Linked DNA regions of Mus musculus: region 1 is linked to region 2. Evidence: chromatin loops called from intact Hi-C (ENCODE). Cell type or tissue: heart. All regions are shown on one strand. Each heading gives the region's core, and the rest is flanking DNA. Links, peaks and the distances in the headings are about the cores only.

The links. A loop is a pair of places that touch in the nucleus more often than their neighbours do. Peaks named below come from ENCODE experiments on the same cell type or tissue, not always from the same donor. Only the 100,000 strongest peaks of a DNase experiment are listed, where the experiment ranks them.
Region 1: a loop joins it to region 2, with 4 times the contacts of the local background. A loop is called at or near these places in 2 of 42 quality-filtered maps.

The regions. Positions count from the first base shown.
Region 1 is chr9:82,849,351-82,857,853 of GRCm38, forward strand. It overlaps Gm38553 (a long non-coding RNA gene), which reads left to right and starts at 3,729. Exons shown (of 3, transcript XR_870948.2): 1 at 3,729-3,862; 2 at 5,322-5,477. In heart, for the core only: a CTCF peak has its summit at 4,916 (motif pointing left); no DNase peak of the experiment used is centred there.
Region 2 is chr9:82,243,817-82,252,319 of GRCm38, forward strand. It overlaps Gm23748 (a small nucleolar RNA gene), which reads left to right and starts at 4,032; the gene lies at 4,032-4,162. It overlaps Gm35548 (a long non-coding RNA gene), which reads right to left. Exons shown (of 3, transcript XR_379658.2): 3 at 6,115-6,321. In heart, for the core only: a CTCF peak has its summit at 4,054 (motif pointing right); no DNase peak of the experiment used is centred there.

The DNA of each region.
Region 1 (8,503 bases), core at 206-8,205, 610 kb after region 2:
GAAGCATGTGGATTTGGGGACTTTGGATTTGGGAATCAGTGGAATGTTTCAAGTGGGGCTTAATAGGCTGTCCTAGTAGGACTATGCAAGACTTTGTTGCTGAGAGTGATTTGAACTGTGCAGACCTGGCCCAAGAGATTTCAGTGGAGAAGAATTCCAGTACATGGCTTAGAGACTGGTTTTGTACTGTTATGATGAGGAATGGCTGCTTTTTGCCCTTGTCTGAACAGTATACCTGAGGCTAAGGTGAAGAGATTTAGATTAATTGCTTTGAAAAAGGAAGTTTCAAAAAAGCCCAACAGCGACTTTGTTCTCTGGTTAAATCTCACGAAGAGCATTTTGAACAAGCATAGCAAGCTTAGAAAAGGAAAAGTATTAAATATATGGTTCAAATATTAAAGGAGCACCAGGAAGTGAAGTGGAGCTGAAGTCTGTATTCACAGATATTAAATTGAATTAAGGGAGTGGTGAGCTTGGGGCATGATCCTACCCAGCTAAGTTTAGGTTATGGTAGTACAATCCTTTAATCCCAGGAGGCAAAGGCAAGCAGATTCTTGAGTTCAAGTCCAGCCTTGAACAGAGCAGGTTCTAGGTGAAAAAAGCTTAAGTCCAGGCATGGTGGTCCATGACTTTAATCCAAGCATTACAGGAGTCAGAGCTATGCAGATCTTGGAGTTCAAAGATCAATCTACAGAGCAAGTTCCAGGACAGCCAAGCTTAGGCAGTGAGGGAGTGGAAAAACAGAAAGCTGGTAATAAAGAAGGGGGTGATGTTCCAGCTTCACCAAGCAGCAGAACTTGACACCTTTGGCCATGTGGCTCTGGCTTTTGACACATGATGCTGGGACAATTAATGCTGGTTAGCTGGAGCTAAGAAATTAGCAGTGATTAAGAAGAAACCAGCATCTCTGAGGTGAAATCTGATAAGCATTTTCTGAGATTGCAAAGAATCAGTATTCCAGAGATAGCCAAGGTTGAACCTCATGCTGCAGCTGGACTTGCTAATGTGTAAGAATCACTCAGGTGGTACTGGTTTTGAAGGTATGGAGGAGTCATGGAGAGTAGCTGAATGAGGCTTGACACTGTGAGAGGCCAGGGAAGGCCATTGGTGAAGGTACAGCCTCAGTTGCTGTTGATGGTCCAGGACTGAAAGGGGTCATGCAAAGAAAGGTGAGGTTTAGCACCAAGAAGAGAGACTATAAGAGGCTATTGGTGAAGCCTAGTTGCAGTTGGAGATCCCAGGGTATCCCAGTACCATAGAATGATCACCAAGAATAGCAGCAGCAGTGGAGTGGAATCAACAGAAAGATCCTGACAGAATGTAAAAGGTCACAGAAGTCCTGAAATTGGCAAGATAGATGTCACTGTTTGCAGAACTAGCTTCACTGATTTAGAAAAATAGAGGTGCACAATGCTCTGGACACTCCTTGAACCCGTGTGTCTGCCAATGTTTTGACCGTTCCTTGAACCCATGTGTGTGCCCACTGATGAAGCCCATTGCCAGGTGTTTATGATATTGGTTTCTGGGAAAGAGTCAGAAAATCTCCCCAGCAACCACAGCCGGGCCAATCCTGAGTTGCTACACCTGCACCAGACTCTTTCCTTGTACCCCTCCCATACCCATTTCTTGAGACTAGACATTGTTTAGATCTGGAAATCCCCTACTCTCGCCCCTTTCTCCTTTCACCTCTGAGGGCCTATAAAAACTGGGACCTCTTTCCCCTTGAGGTCGACTGCTCTACCCCTGCGTGGGATATGAGTCATCCCCAGAGCTCTGGCTTTCCCGGAATAAAGCCTCATGTGGTTTACATCAAGCTTGGTCTCTTGTGAGTTCTTGGGTGTCCGCCATTGTCCCAAGGCCTGAGCGAGGGGCTCCTCTCAGAGTCTTTCACAACCAGAGCCTCGAGTGCTACAAAGGGCAGAGATGGAGAAGTGACCCAAGCCCTTTGGAGGAGCCCAGAAGATCATGTGTGGATCCCAGATACTGGAACAAGAAGCTGTAAAGCTGATGTTGACTTGGAGACCCCAAGATGTTAAAGATGCCAGAGCTGTGGACAGCTGCTAAGTAGAACCAGCCCAGGAGAAAGCTTGTTGCCGTCAACAAAGTCAAAAAACAAGTGGAGATCTGAAGACTGCTTTGACATCAGACAAGGAGATGCAGAGTTTGGAGTTTTCCTGGCTGGTTTCCTGTCTTTCTTTAAGGATTACAGTTAAGTGATTGGATGAATCTTAGAAGAGACTATGAACGTTGGACTTTTAACATTGTTGAGACTGCTATAGACTATGAGGGCTTTGGAAGTTGGACCTAATGTACCTTTTATTATGCTATGACTAGGCATGGCCCCCAAAGCCTTGTGTTTGAACAAGCCTATGGGTGCTAAGAAGTAAAGTGATATGCTTTGCCCAGGGAGTGACACTATTAGGAGATGTGGCCCCATTGGAGTAGAGTAGGCATGTCATTGTGGGTGTGGGATTTAAGGCCCTCATCCTAGCTGCCTGGAAGTCAGTCTTCCTCTAGCTGCTTTCTGATGAAGAGGTAGAACTCTCAGATCTTCCTGTACTATGCCTGCCTGGACACTGCCCCGCTCTCACCATTATGATAACAGTCTGAACCTCTGAACCTGTAAGCCAGCCCCAATTAAATATTGTCCAAAAAAGTTTCCTTGGTCATGGTGTCTGTTCACAGAAGTAAAACCCTAAGACATACATATTATTAAAAGGAGTTTAAATAGAGTTACCATTTAGGAGAGACAATACCCCAGCTAGATATCATGACACCAAGTAAGATCTTCAGTACCATGAACAGGTTACATTTTTAGCCAACAGGGGTCTCCTCCCTCCCTCCCCCCCCACACACACTGTACATATGTATGTATGTATGTATGTATGTATGTATGTATGTCTTATTGGCTTTCTGGCTTTATAATAGAAGTTGAAGCCATGAAATATCTATGGACAGATAAGGTGATGTGTGTGAGCATGCATGTGGAGGTCACAGAACAACTCTGTAGAGTCAATTTCACCTTCTGTCCTGCAGAGGTGGCACCTTCCTTATTTCTGCTGTATACTCCAGGCAAGCTGGCCAAGGGCTTCCTGATAGCCTTCCTGTTTCTGCCTCCTATTTTGTCATATGCATGCTGTAGTTACAGATGAAGACTAAAGGTACAAAGTTGTAAAGTCGTTTGTCAGCTAACAGCAATTTAACTTCTGTCTGTTCTGCAATGACTTTTCCTGGTGAGACACAACACATACATATGACCCCACGTAGAGAGCCTGTGGCTGACCAAACTGGATATCACCAAAGTATAACTGGTGAACCAATGAACTTTATAAGGGTTCTTAACAGGAATGTGGGTGAGGGATAAAGGAGCAGAAATGACTCAAAGACACCTACATCGTCAAAGCCTACCACAGCATGGGTGACAGATCACAAAACATGGGAGCCCAGAGCCTACTCCACAGACAGCCAGACAGGTTGGAGAGTGTCCTTTCCTCAATTGGTCTGAACCCTCTCCAGGCAGCTCTATGGTTTCTGCTGCTTCCTGGTCTGAACTCAAGAGTCTCTCAAGTTTGGTTTATTTGAGCATGACCTTGAGCAGCCTTTGCTCTTGGGAGGGAGGGGCCCAGTAAATCTGGTCAGTTTCAGAGACTTCCTTTCTGAAGCTATTTTGAGTTATCTTCTATCTTAAAGCAGGGCTGGAGAGAGAGCTTGGAGGGCATCGGCATTACTGCTCTTCCAGAGGATGGTGTTCAATTCCCAGCATCCATGTGGTGGCTTACAACCTTCTGTAACTCCAGTTCCATGTGATCTTCTGCCCTCTACTGGTTTCCTTGGCCAATGCATGTACATGGTACACAGACAGGTATGTGGGCAAAACATCCATAAACATAAAAAACAACAAAACAAAAGAAAATTTAAGCTGGGCATTGTATTACACACCTTTAAACTAGGCACTTGTGAGGCAGAGGTAAGCATATCTCTGTGAGTTCAAGGCCAGCCTTATCCATATAATAAGCTGCAAGATAGTCAGAACTAGAGAGACCCATCTCAAAACCTAAACCAAAACAATAAAAACCTGCGGGATGGAATATTTCAAAGTGGAAGGGAACTGCTAAACACTGCTGACAACATGGACACTGGGCTCATAAGAGTTACTTAAGGGATCTCACTCTAAAGTCTGCCAAAATAAACCTTTTCTGACCCTATTCCTGACAGAATTCTTCTCATGAGACCCTTTTAAAATATGCACAAAAAGCAGAGCATTGCAATCAGATTTCAGAGACAAAAGTGTCACGTATATTTGAAACAAACCCACTATAGTTTAAGCTTTTTAAGAGAAAAAATTCTACTTAAAAGGTTTACTTATAGTGATAACTTATAAAATAAGGAAGGAGTTTACGTGGGCACAACTACAAGATCCTTATAGTTGTAATTTAGCTTATTTCTTATGTCTATTATATGACAGTTAGTTTGAGCTGAATTTAAATAAATAAGAGCTGGAAAATAATATATAATTCAAAAACATAGTCAGTCACTGATAACTTCATAAAAGTGTCTGCATCCTCTGAGATAAAGAAATCCCATTTCAGTCAGTTTTGTTTTGTTGGTGTTTGTTTGATTTGGTTTGGTTTGGTTTGCTTTGGTTGTCATTGTTTTTTGGCAATAATTGGATGAGGATCCAGAAATATAAAGCATGAATTATAAGGTATAATTAATACGTTTCCTACAATGCAGCTTTGATGGGAAGTGAATGGTTCTTTATTTGTGCTGAGAAAAGAAAAACCCCACTAAGTTAAATTTAAAATAACTGGGACTAGTGAGAAGGCTCACTCACTATGAGCACTGGCTCCTCTTTCAGAGGTTCCTGCATTCAACTCCCAGCAACCACATCTAGGGATCTGATGCCCTCTTCTGGCATGCAGGTATACATGCAGACAGAGTACTCACTAAAAATAAGAATTACTTATATACTTTTCTATGTATACGTCAGTATAGCCTAAGTTTGTTCTGATATTCTCAGGGACTGGTAATAGACATATGTCAGGAACAAGAAATATTCTTTTCTTTAGATTTACTTTTTTTTAAATTTATGTGTATGGATACACATGTAGTAGGTACCTTCAGAAGCCAGAGGAAAGAATAGGATCCTCCAGGAACTAGAGTTGCAGACAATGCCCGCCTTGTATTGGTGCTGGGAACTAAACTCCAGTCTCTTGAAAGAACAACAGGCACCCTTTAACTGTTTAGCCATCTCTGCTTCACTAAGAAATACTCTCTTAAAAACTTTATCAGAAGGATATTTGTTTCCCTTCTGTCCACAGTCTACATCTGTCCTCAGAGACTCCTACCCAGCTGGCAGATACCATCCAGGAACCAATCTTGCCTCTACTACTGCCCAGGAACCGGCTCACCTCTCTAGTCCCAGTGGTCCTACAAAGCCAAAAGGCCCCTGACTTGCTGACCACAGAGAAAAAGAGGTACTTGTCTCTTCCTCAACAACGAATGCTATTATGTAAACCAGTCTGCCCAGGTAGTAGAGTGGCTTTAAGAACAACCCAGAGCTGGGTTGCAGAATCCAACCTTTGGGAGCTGACTCCAGTCAGCACTCTCAGCTCCTTCCTCTCCTCTGCCTTCCCATCTCCCACATGGTAAAGAGTGCCCCATCTCTTCAGATTTTTTTTTCAGAACAGAATTACTGAGTGAACCAGATGCTTCTGACAGTATTCCCCCAGGTCTCCTATAGTCTCAGCTGCTCCCCCAGGTCTCCTATAGTCTCAGCTGCTCCCCCAGGTCTCCTATATTCTCAGCTGCCAGCTTACACCCCTGCTTTGGATCAGCATTCCACACCCGCCCTTTGCCAATATGTCTACTCAGCAGGAAGCAGCTTATGTGAAATACTGTCACCCCTTATCATCAATAAAGGGCTGAACTGTTAGGTCTCTAAATCAGGCACCAGCGTTGTAGTGCTGATGTCAAGGACTCTAGCTGGGTTCTGTAAGGAAACAAAAACCTAAAGCATTTCTCAGAAGCCCTTAGAGGCCAGCTGAATAAACCTAACAGCAACTGTCAGCACCTTGTCTGCCGGAAAAAGTTCCCACACTAACCATCTGGCTGTTTCAACTTCTGAACATCCTGCCACCCCCTGGCACAATACATTCATATAAAACACAACAATCTTTTGCAGCTGAACACTGTCCTCCACTGTGAAAGGCAGCTAGTTGGGGTTCTCTCCACAGAGAGTGGGAGAGTGTCTTGTTTTGCACCACATACACCAAATAACTGCTCCTAAATAAATATACCACTTGTATACCACCAATTCCACATCACAATTTAGTTTTAAATATGAACTAATCGAAGCTGGAGGAAGAGTAAGCAAGACTGTATATTATTGGCTATCATGGTGAGACAGGCTGACTCCATTACAGGCTTCAAACTGGCAGTTTGGGGCACTAGACCTAAATCTCTGTTTCCAAGAAGTGGGGAAGTCCAGGCCTCAGAAGCTGCCCAGCCTCCAGGCCTGAGGTAAGCTGGATGGGTCAGCGGCAGTTTCTAGACTTCTTCATCAACAGTTTCCAGGCTTCCCCAGTAACAGTTTCCAGCCTTGCCCCCCTCCCCGGCCCCCAAGCCCCAGCAATGGTTCTGGAATGTACCTAGAGATAGATCCAACAGGTTAAGATAGAGGTCACCTACCCTTCACTGGAATTCCCCTAATGTGCTTTAAAATGGGCATGTGAGCTCATTTCAGGACCTCCACCTTGGAAGATGGTAGACTCAGCATGTTGGACTTACACAAAACAAAAAAAAAACAAAAAATGCTCTCTGGTTTTGCATACTATGTGAGTCCAGGGTATCATTCTTCGGCGAATCATGGACCCTTATCATGGGTATTAAGTTTGTTAGGGTTTCATATGCTCAGTATAATTGGTGGGACCCAGGGAGGCAGAGGGGAAGTTTTGTATCACACGAGATGAAAACTGAGGAGGCAAGAGAACGTGTTAACATGGAGTGATCCTGAAACAAGCTAACGATTGCAGAATTAAGGGCATCTTTCAACTGCCATGTGGCTTCCCACTAGTGTAGCAGATGGGGGTGTGGGATGTCTATCTTTCAAAATAGAAGTGTCCTTTAGAAATATGGCTCTATTACCTGTCCTCTTTCTCCTTCACAGTGTTGGACAGGAAGTAGGGAAATAGTTCCAGCATTTCGTATACCTCAGTTTTATACTGATCATATAAACTGCAACCTAATTACTTTTCCCTGTCCTTCTACATGACTGTCAATTCCTTGTGCTGGATAGTTTTTCAGTGTCTGGTTAATAGAAAGAACTATCACATATTGCACTTTACTATCAAATCGGGTCCCTCAATGCCAGAGTACCCAAATGCTGGTTTACACAGTGTTGATTCCAGATGTCTGTCTGATTGTGCTGTGTTTGCATATTATCTTTATCTAAGCAGGGAGTATAATTCAGTGATAGAGTGCCTGCCTATCACACAGAGGCACTGGTCTGGAAGAAATATGTTTACAGGTATATGAAAGCATGCATTTCACTGTGTGCACTACTCTCACAGTGTGTCAGAACAATGTCTTTGACAGCCGATTGCATCAGCATAAGTTTGTCTCTTTTCCCTGTATCTCCTGTTGCCATGATAATACACATGTATGCTCAACAGCCCAAGCCATAAACTTGTCCAGACCAAAAAAAAAAAAAAAAAGGATGTTTTCGAAATCTTCATGCAGCCACTGCAAAAGAGCAGCTAATAAATTTAGTTAACTTACAATTTTTAATAAACATGGTTAATTTAGAGTTTGAAATTAGAATTAGTTTCATTCTAAAGCTTATTTAGAAAACTATATTTGCACTTGATAGTAGCAATGAACATGCAGCATATACACAGTTATACTTTTTCCTTCTACTGAATAAATCATACATATCTATTACAATTCCATCTTAAACTAACGAGTGCAGTGATTCAAATAAATCAACTTTAGCCCAAGGAAAGAAAAACTATCAAAGGTATTTTTTTAAGTTTATGCTAAATTAATCATGTAAAGTTCAAGGTACTACATTCTAAATGGAGTAGGGAATGCAGTATAATTAACTCAGAGTTGAATGTCAACCAAATTGAAAAAAAAGTTTAGCATATCAAATACTGCCCTTACCTCAATATTTACAAAAGATGTATTCATCTCCATTATACCTATTCCTAAAATGACATTTAGTGACAGATTCATATGATTTGTAACAGTCAACTTTAATATGCAGCTGATTTTAATATATATATATATATATATATATATATTTTATATATGAGCACTTTATCTACATGTACACCTGCATGCCAGAAGAGGGCATCAGAACTCAGTATAGATATTTGTGAGTCACCAGGTACTTGCTGGGACTTGAACTCAGGACCTATGGAAGAGCAGTGGTGCTACAGAACCATCTCTCCAGCCCCCAATGCAGCCGAAACTTTTAACAAGAATTTTTGTGTCAACCACA
Region 2 (8,503 bases), core at 398-8,397:
AGCACACCAAAGAGATACTTGCATGCTCATCTTTACTTTTGTTTTGTTTTGTTTTTGTTTTTGTTTTTTCCAATTTTTATTTGATATTTTCTTCATTTACATTTCAAATGCTATCCCGAAAGTTCCCTATACCCTCCCTCCCCCACCCCACCCCTGCTCCCCCTACCCACCCACTCCCACTTCTTGGCCTGGTGTTTCCCTGTACTGGGGCACATAAAGTTTGCAAGACCAAGGGCCTCTCTTTCCACTGATGGCCGAATAGGCCGTCTTCTGATACATATGCAGCTAGAGACACGAGCTATGGGGATACTGGTTAGTTCATATTGTTGTTCCACCTATCGGGTTGCAGACCCCTTCAGCTCCTTGGGTTCTTTCTCTAGCTCCTCCATTGGGAGCCCTGTGTTCCATCCAGTAGCTGACTGTGAGCATCCACTTCTGTTTTTGCCAGGCACTGGCATAGCCTCACAAGAGACAGCCATATCTGGGTCCTTTCAGCAATATCTTGCTGGTGTATGCAATGGTGTCTGTGTTTGGAGGCTGATTATGGGATGGATCCTCGGTTACAGCAGTCTCTAGATGGTCCATCCTTTCAACTCAGCTCCAAACTTTGTCTCTGTAACTCCTTCCATGGGTGTTTTTTTCCCAATTCTAAGAAGGGGAGAAGTGTCCACACTTTGGTCTTCGTTCTTGAGTTTCATGCATTTTGCAAATTGTATCTTGAGTATTCTAAGTTTCTGGGCTAATATCCACTTATCAGTGAGTACATATGTGAGTTCTTTTGTGATTGGGTTACCTCACTCAGGATGATACCTTGGAGGGCATCATCATGCTCATCTTTATTGTTGTACTCTTAAATATTGAAGATATGGAATTGGGTCAGATTCTCATCACTAAATGAAGGAGTGAAGAAAATGCTTTCTTTTAAATTATATTACATTTATTTACTTTGTGTGTGTACAGAGGAATGTACACATGTGCATGTCATGGCCATACATAAGTGTTGGGCAGTGGGATGGGGGAATAAAGGGAGTGGAAGAAAACCCAAGTCCTGCCAGAGTTCTGGTGCTCTGGGCAGACGGATGCAGGAGGACGGCCGCATGCTTTCCATGCAGCCCTGGATGGGTGTCTGGCTGTGAGAAGTCATTGGACCCCTGCTTGGCAGAGCATGAACAAGGGGCAGTCCTAGGTCTCTGGGCCTCATTGAGGCCAGAAATAACAGAGATAACAGGTTCTCAGTCTAGGTGATCCCACACTGGATACTGTGGAAGAGCTGAGAACAAATGGGGGCCCCCAAAGGGGGGCTTGGTCATCCCTGGGGCTGAAGGGAGGAGAGGGAAGGGGAAGAGGGGGCATTGGGTGGTTCCTACGCAGATGAGAGTCCTTGGTCTGGTCCATGGCTGGAGCACAGAAAGGCCTTCCACCAGGAGGTTAGATGTGGCTTGTTAGGGGAAAGCCTATCCTATTGTTCAGCATGGTGGGCCTTGATGAGCACAGACAGTCTATGGTTTTAGAGCCTTATTGTAGACAGGCAGAGAGAGAGAAGGTAGAAAGTGGGAGAGAGGCTGGTCATGGCCACATGGAAAGGGGAAAGGGAGAGAGAGAGAGAGAGAGAGAGAGAGAGAGAGAGAGAGAGAGAGAGAAGGCTAGAGAGGAGAGTAAGAAATGTGAGAGCTTAAAGAGAACTAGGAGGGGCCAAGCAGCCCATTTATAGTGGGCTGGGCTATGAGGTAACTGGCTATAGTCAGGTAACTGTGGGGGTGGAGTCTTGCTGGAATGCCAGAAGCTTGGGACATTGTCTGTGTGACTTATAGTCACAGAATTAATGAAGTTGGGGGTTCTGTGGTGTCAGGTACCTGTCTCTGGGAAAGTGGCTCGCTGTTCTGTCTCTTGTAGAGTTTCCTACTGGGTCACTGGAGCAAGCCTCATTCAACCAAAATAGGCTTCTTTTCAGGGGTCCACACATAGGGAAGTCGGAAGACCATGTGATTCCTATGATTCAAACTCAGATCATCAGACTAGAGCCTTTACACACTGATCCATCTTTCCTGTCTGTATCTGCTTCCTTCTTGAAGCCTGAAAACCCTTGGCTTGATAACACAATACCTATCCAATTTGTCTTGTTTTTCCGCACATTTGATTGTTAGAAATCAAATTCTATTACTCAGAAATCTAAATACATTTTTAGATTCACTGTTCTAATAGATGAATTCATGGATAACTCAAGGACATAGGGAGGGGAATTATACAAGGCAAAATTATTCTTGCTCATACAAAATCCTTATAAGGAGAATGAACATCAGTGGAGGGAACTGGAAATCACTGGTATCTTACTTGTTTGAGCTTAGAAGGAAGCAGTGGAGCTATGGAGACCAGAGGAATTCCTACGTCCTAGGAAGACTGATTTTCTGTTGCTATGGAAATAAAGCAATCAGAATTTATTTTTAACATGATAAGTAAATGACATCTTTTTAGTCACAAAAATTAACCACTGAAGACAGATTTAAATCTTCTTAATCAACTGGTAAGACTTGGCTTTGGCAAACATGGCTTTCTAAAGCAAGCAAAGGCATGGTGGTCCTTCTGAGTCAGTGGTTCTCAGCCTTCCTTAATGCTGAGGCCCTTTAATAAAGGGCCTCATGTTGTGGTGACCCCCAGCCATAAAAGTCTTTCATTGATACTTCACAACTATAATTTTGCTAGTGATATAAATTGTAATGTAAATATCTAATATACAGGATATATGGTATGTAACCCCATACAAAAGGTCATTTGACACCAAAGGGGTGGTGACCCACAGGTTGAGAACCACTTAAATTAAATCTGAGTTCTTAATGAGTAGTAGTCACATCAAATAGTCATGATATTAGCTATAATGAGAAATCATTCAAGTGTCCAAAATTCTGCTATTCTTCTTAGAGGAATTATACTTAACAGGCATAGCTTGCCTGCTTGAGGAAAAAACAGTAAGGCACTGAGTTTCTGTGTGTTTGTGTGTGAGTGCATGCATGCATGTGTGGATGCATGTGTGTCTGTGTATGTATGTGTTTGTGTTGTTACTATACTCTTTATAAGGTTATATTTTTTTTATATCTATTGTTCCCAGACATTCACAGCCCACAGTCTTTAACAGGGCTTTCAAAGATGCAGATACATACATGGAGTGAATGAATATTTTTTAACCTAATTCCCTATCCCCTCTTTCACTGTTGCTTAAAAAATTCCTGAATATTTGGGAATATGCCACACTTAAGAGCTATATAAGCAGGCTGGAGAGATGGCTCAGAGGTTAAGTGTTCTTCCAGAGGTCCTGAGTTCAATTCCCAGCAACCACATGGTGGCTCACAACCATCTGTAATAGGATCTGATTCCCTTTTCTGGCATGTCTGAAGAGAGCAATGGTGTACTCATATACATAAAATAAGTAAATCTTTTTAAAAAGGAACTACATAATCAGTTATCAAAATAGCTTCACATGTTAATTTTTATAGAATTGCACCAAGATTTCATCTTTGAAACTATTTGAATTTTTCTTCAAAGATGATGGTATTTCCTCAGACTATCATAATCTGTCTAATCTACAGTGTTTACCAGATCAACCCCCCCACACACACACATGCTTTTAATACATTATTCTCCACAGAAACTTGTGTACCTGTGGCACCTGACCAAATACTAACATGCTTTTAATGATTATTCCCATCACCAAAACTTTATTCAGTAGTAGTATTTTTTATTACCTTTAAATTATATCTCAATCTATTAAAAAGAAAAAATATTAGGAAAGAGTACAGTCAAAAGGAGTGGATATTTAAGGTTTAGATGAATGCTTTGAACACTGGCTACTGAATGTCATATTCACACCAGCAGTCCCTAGATATCTATACGATGGATAGCTGCAGCATCCATAGCAGCTTACAAACTTCGGCTGTGTATATAATGATGACATTTCAATAGCAAGTACTGAATATATACTTTAAATACTAAATGTGACTTTAATTTGATGAAATTGGAAAGGTTCAAAAACCATAAGCACTGCCCCTAGTGGCAGTGAAATATGGCTGCTGTGTCACTTGTGTGTCAGTAGGTGGCAGAGAGGAGAGAGGTTATGTCTACCCTAAGTGATCTGACTTACGAACATCTGAATTATTAGCAGCCTAACATTACCTGAAAAAAAAGTGAGCCTGCATGATCACCAGTCCAGTTCCAGGTGGCCTGGACAGGGAGCCAACCAGCAACAACTACCAGCCCAGAATCAGGTACTCCTAGATGGGCTCCCAGGGCAGCGAGCAAACCAGAGACTAGTAGAATCTTGCCTGAGACCATAGACGTGGACAGAAGACCAAGACAGTTGGGTCTTAAGTGGGGCCACTTAGGAAGGCATGCTGAGCAAGGAACAAGCCTGAGATGACCACCAAACTGGTACCATGGGCCCCAGAGAGGGAACTAGCCTGAGATGATGACCCAGTCATTTGCCATGCAGGCCTGGAGTTACAGACCATGCCTGAGATGTTCCCTGCTCAGCACCACAAAGAAGGTACAAATCATAGTACTCCTGAGACTACTCCTGAGATGACCCCAGATGTTCAGAGACTCCGGGCACCTCTAAGAGGAACACGTGGCATAGTAGAGCTGATCCTGGTGATGGGAGCATAGGCAAGTCAGCCTTTTGAGTGTGAGTGTGGGAGAGGGGTTGTCACTTGTCTGCCATGAAGCAACATGGGCAAGAGAGAAATCCCCCCTCTTTTTCCCCTTGCCATCTACAAGACTTTAGAAGGCTGGAGAGCTGACCCCAAGGTCATCAGAGCTGGACAATGTGCACATACCCATACCTGCTGCAGCACTGGGTAGAGCAGGCCCTGCACCTTACTTGGGCAGCACAGTAGAGCTGGGTCTGATGGAAGTGGTATGATGAACCTGTCTGAGTGTGTGTGAGAGGGGGAGAGCTGACAAGCTGATGAGCTGACAGGCTCAGATGCAAGGCTTTGAATTGTCCCTCTCCAACATTCACTCCATCAGTGAACTGCTGGAGTGCATGAAGGGACTGGTCTTACAGATCCAAAACTTCAGGATTTCTATGACACAGGGCAACAACAGGATATTCAAGAGGAGTCCCAGTGAGGTTCCAGTACTGATAATACAGCAGAAGCTGGAGGCCTCATACCAGATCAACGAGTCATTGCAACGAACATTTGCAAGCAAAGACGTGTGGACAAAGGCGTGTACTGTGGTATACACTGTGACACACTACAGCTTCCACAACCAGATTTTTACCTCTGTTGTGGGGCAGGTTGCAAGGCTGTCAGGTGATTACTAGGGAAGCAGGAGGATGAGTGGGACTGGGGTAGATGCTGTGAAATTCATGAAGAACCAATACAATGTTTATAAAAATTTTTAAATGAGAGAAAAAGTGAGGGATGTGATTAAAACTCATATCATTGTTAATACATGGATTAAGATATCATAATGAAACTTACTACTGTCTAAATTATTATGTTGAGAAATTCTAAAAATGTCTTGAAAACATAAAATACTATAAGCTAAACTATCAGATAGAAATAACATGGAAGTTGTGAGAAGGGTCAGAGTTAAAGCAACTTACAGGTCATAGGTTATTTAGGAGGAAGAGAGATAGACTGGGTAGTTTGTCAAATCAATCTCTGTTAAAACATTCAAGGGAAACCAGCAAGTAAAGTACACATGATGTATAACTTCCATCCCTGGGTGGGAGGAGAAGAAAATCTGGAAGCTGAAAAGGAGGAAAGAAGAAAAAAGTATGCTGAAGCCAGCTCAGGCTCTGGGCTCATGAGAGCTGCTATAAATATCTCTAAACATCCATCCCCAAAGCCTTGTGCTGTTGTGTGAATTCTGCCATGGGCTACTGTTTACAGCAGAGAAGTAGTAGGCAAATGGCAAAACTTTGGGATTTTGCTTCAGAGGGCTTGGATTGTTACCAATTTGTTAGGACTTCACACTTGTGTAGATTTCTTGTGTAAATCAGAATTATTAGTACAAAGAAAAACAGCAAAATATGGTTCATTGATTGATATTTGTATATAATCAACATGTCACTGTGCCAAAAGTCAAATTTAAGGATATTATTTTAAAATATAATAATGATTTCACTGTGAAAAGACAATAATCAAATGCTGGTGCTTGTGTGCCACATGTGCACTGGAGTCTGTAAAAGCCAAAAGAGAGGACTGGATTCATAGAGCTGAAAGTACAGGACTTGTGAGTCATCTGAGCTGGATTCTAGAAAATGATCGCAGGGCCTCTGAAAGAATAGCAAGTATTGACCTTGGAGTCCTGTACCCAAACTTCCTGTAAATGAGAATTATATAAGTTAATGGAAGAAATATATTGGAGCACTAAGACATTTCTTTCAGAAGATAATATATTATAATGGCAAATGATCATATTGATGTGAATAATTGTGCTGAGTGGTCTAATAGACATACACAGAACATTAGTATAGTAACAAAAATACAAATAATTTTGAATCCATGTCAAATATTTATTAAGTGATCCTAAAAGTAATTCCAAACAGCAAGGAATTGGTTTATATACCCCACATCCAAATCATTGCCTTAAAAAGAAAAGAAAAGAAAAGAAAAGAAAAGAAAAGAAAAGAAAAGAGAGAGAGAGAGATAAGATTAAAGTATACATTTAAAAACAAGGTAAATACTGTATCATTAGTCAAAAAATAATCTGAAGCAAAATTGCACCAAAGGCACTATATTACAATTCTTGTAGGATGCAATTAACCAGGTACATTGTAACAAACACCCAAGACTGCGAAATGGCACAAAACAGAAAGCCTGACAATAAACTATCTCTATCCTTTTTATAAAAGTTAAAGAAATAAAATGTAACACTCTGAGTAGAAGAAAAGGGCATTCATTCAGGAAGCACAGCTTCTCTCTCTCTCTCTCTCTCTCTCTCTCTCTCTCTCTCTCTCTCTCTCTCTCTGTCTCTCTCTGTGTGTGTGTGTGTGTGTGTGTGTGTGTGTGTGTGTGTGTGTGTGTGTATGTGTGTGTGTGTGTTCAGTCTTAAGATTTCTTGTGGTGTCCATTCTCAATAGCATTTTAACTTAATTGCAGACTCATAGACCAGTGCCTTAAGACATTATATAGACTCAAATATATGTATTCTTTGCAAAATGACACTTGCCTAAAGTCCTGTGAAAATCATGCAGAATGTGTGGACACCTAAACAGTAAATACAAATCACTTCCAGAGAGAAAACACTTGAAGTATATCTTTAGTAAAGTAGCTGCCACATAGATGGATCACATGTAATATTATATTTGCTTTTGGAGTTAGGGAAAAGAAAATGGGCAGCTACAACCATCTATTTTATATGTGTTTTAAAGTGCCCCACACAACACATCTAAGGATACAGCACTTATACTTAGAGCTGTACAACTGTACAGATTATTTATGGGTTGTTTTCCTGCAATCTTCTTAACAGATAGGTAAACAGTTGTATTTCTGAAAAGACACATTTTAACCAAAAAGGCTATATACTAAATATTAGTGTCAGGTGGAATTCTGAAGTCGTCTTTAGCATTATATTTCAGTCTCTCTTAATTCTTTGAATCTTATAATGTACAAAGTTTCCTAACAAAATTTTACAAAATAAGTAAAAGAGCAGGACTTAGTTGATTTTTCATTAGCTGATAGGATATGTATATTAGTTACTCTAATTATATAATCATATTTTAAGTAGATAGTAGTAAAATTAAACACTGCATGACAGTGGTTCTCAACTTACCTGTACTGGCTGTTTTTTTGTGTCAACTTGACCCATGTTGGAGAAAGGAGCTTCCCCTGAGGAAATGCCTCCATGAGATCTAGCCATAAGGCATTTTCTCAATTAGTGATCAAGGTGGGAGGGACTAGCCCACTGTAGGTAGTGTCATCACTTGGCTGGTAGTCCTTGGTTCTATAAGAAAGCAACTTGAGAAAGCCAGGGGAAGCAAGCCAATAAGTAACATCCCTCCATGGCCTCTGCATCAGCTCCTGCATCCTGACCTGCTTGAGTTCCAGTCCTGACTTCTTTTGGTAATGAGCAGGAGTGTTTAAGTGTACACTGAATTAATCCTTTCCTCCACAACTTGCTTCTTGATCACTATGTTTGCACAGGAGTAGATACTCTTGACTACTCTTGCTACCTAGTGTTGTGACCCTTTCATACAGTTCCTCATATTGTCACGACCCAAAATCATATAAATATTTTTGTTGATACTTCATTACTGTAATTTTACTACTTTTCTGAAGTCTAATGAAAATATCTGGTGTACAGGATATCTGATATGTGGCTCCTGAAGTTGTCATGCCTCACAGGTTGAAAACCACTGTTGTACAGCTTCTGGGAAGAGAAACTGCATATTATAACATAGACAAAACCACATTATGTTTTCTTATTTTGGGTCTCATCATTTACCAATGATAATTTATTACCAAATTTAATAAAGAAAACAAAAATGTTCATGTGTTAACAC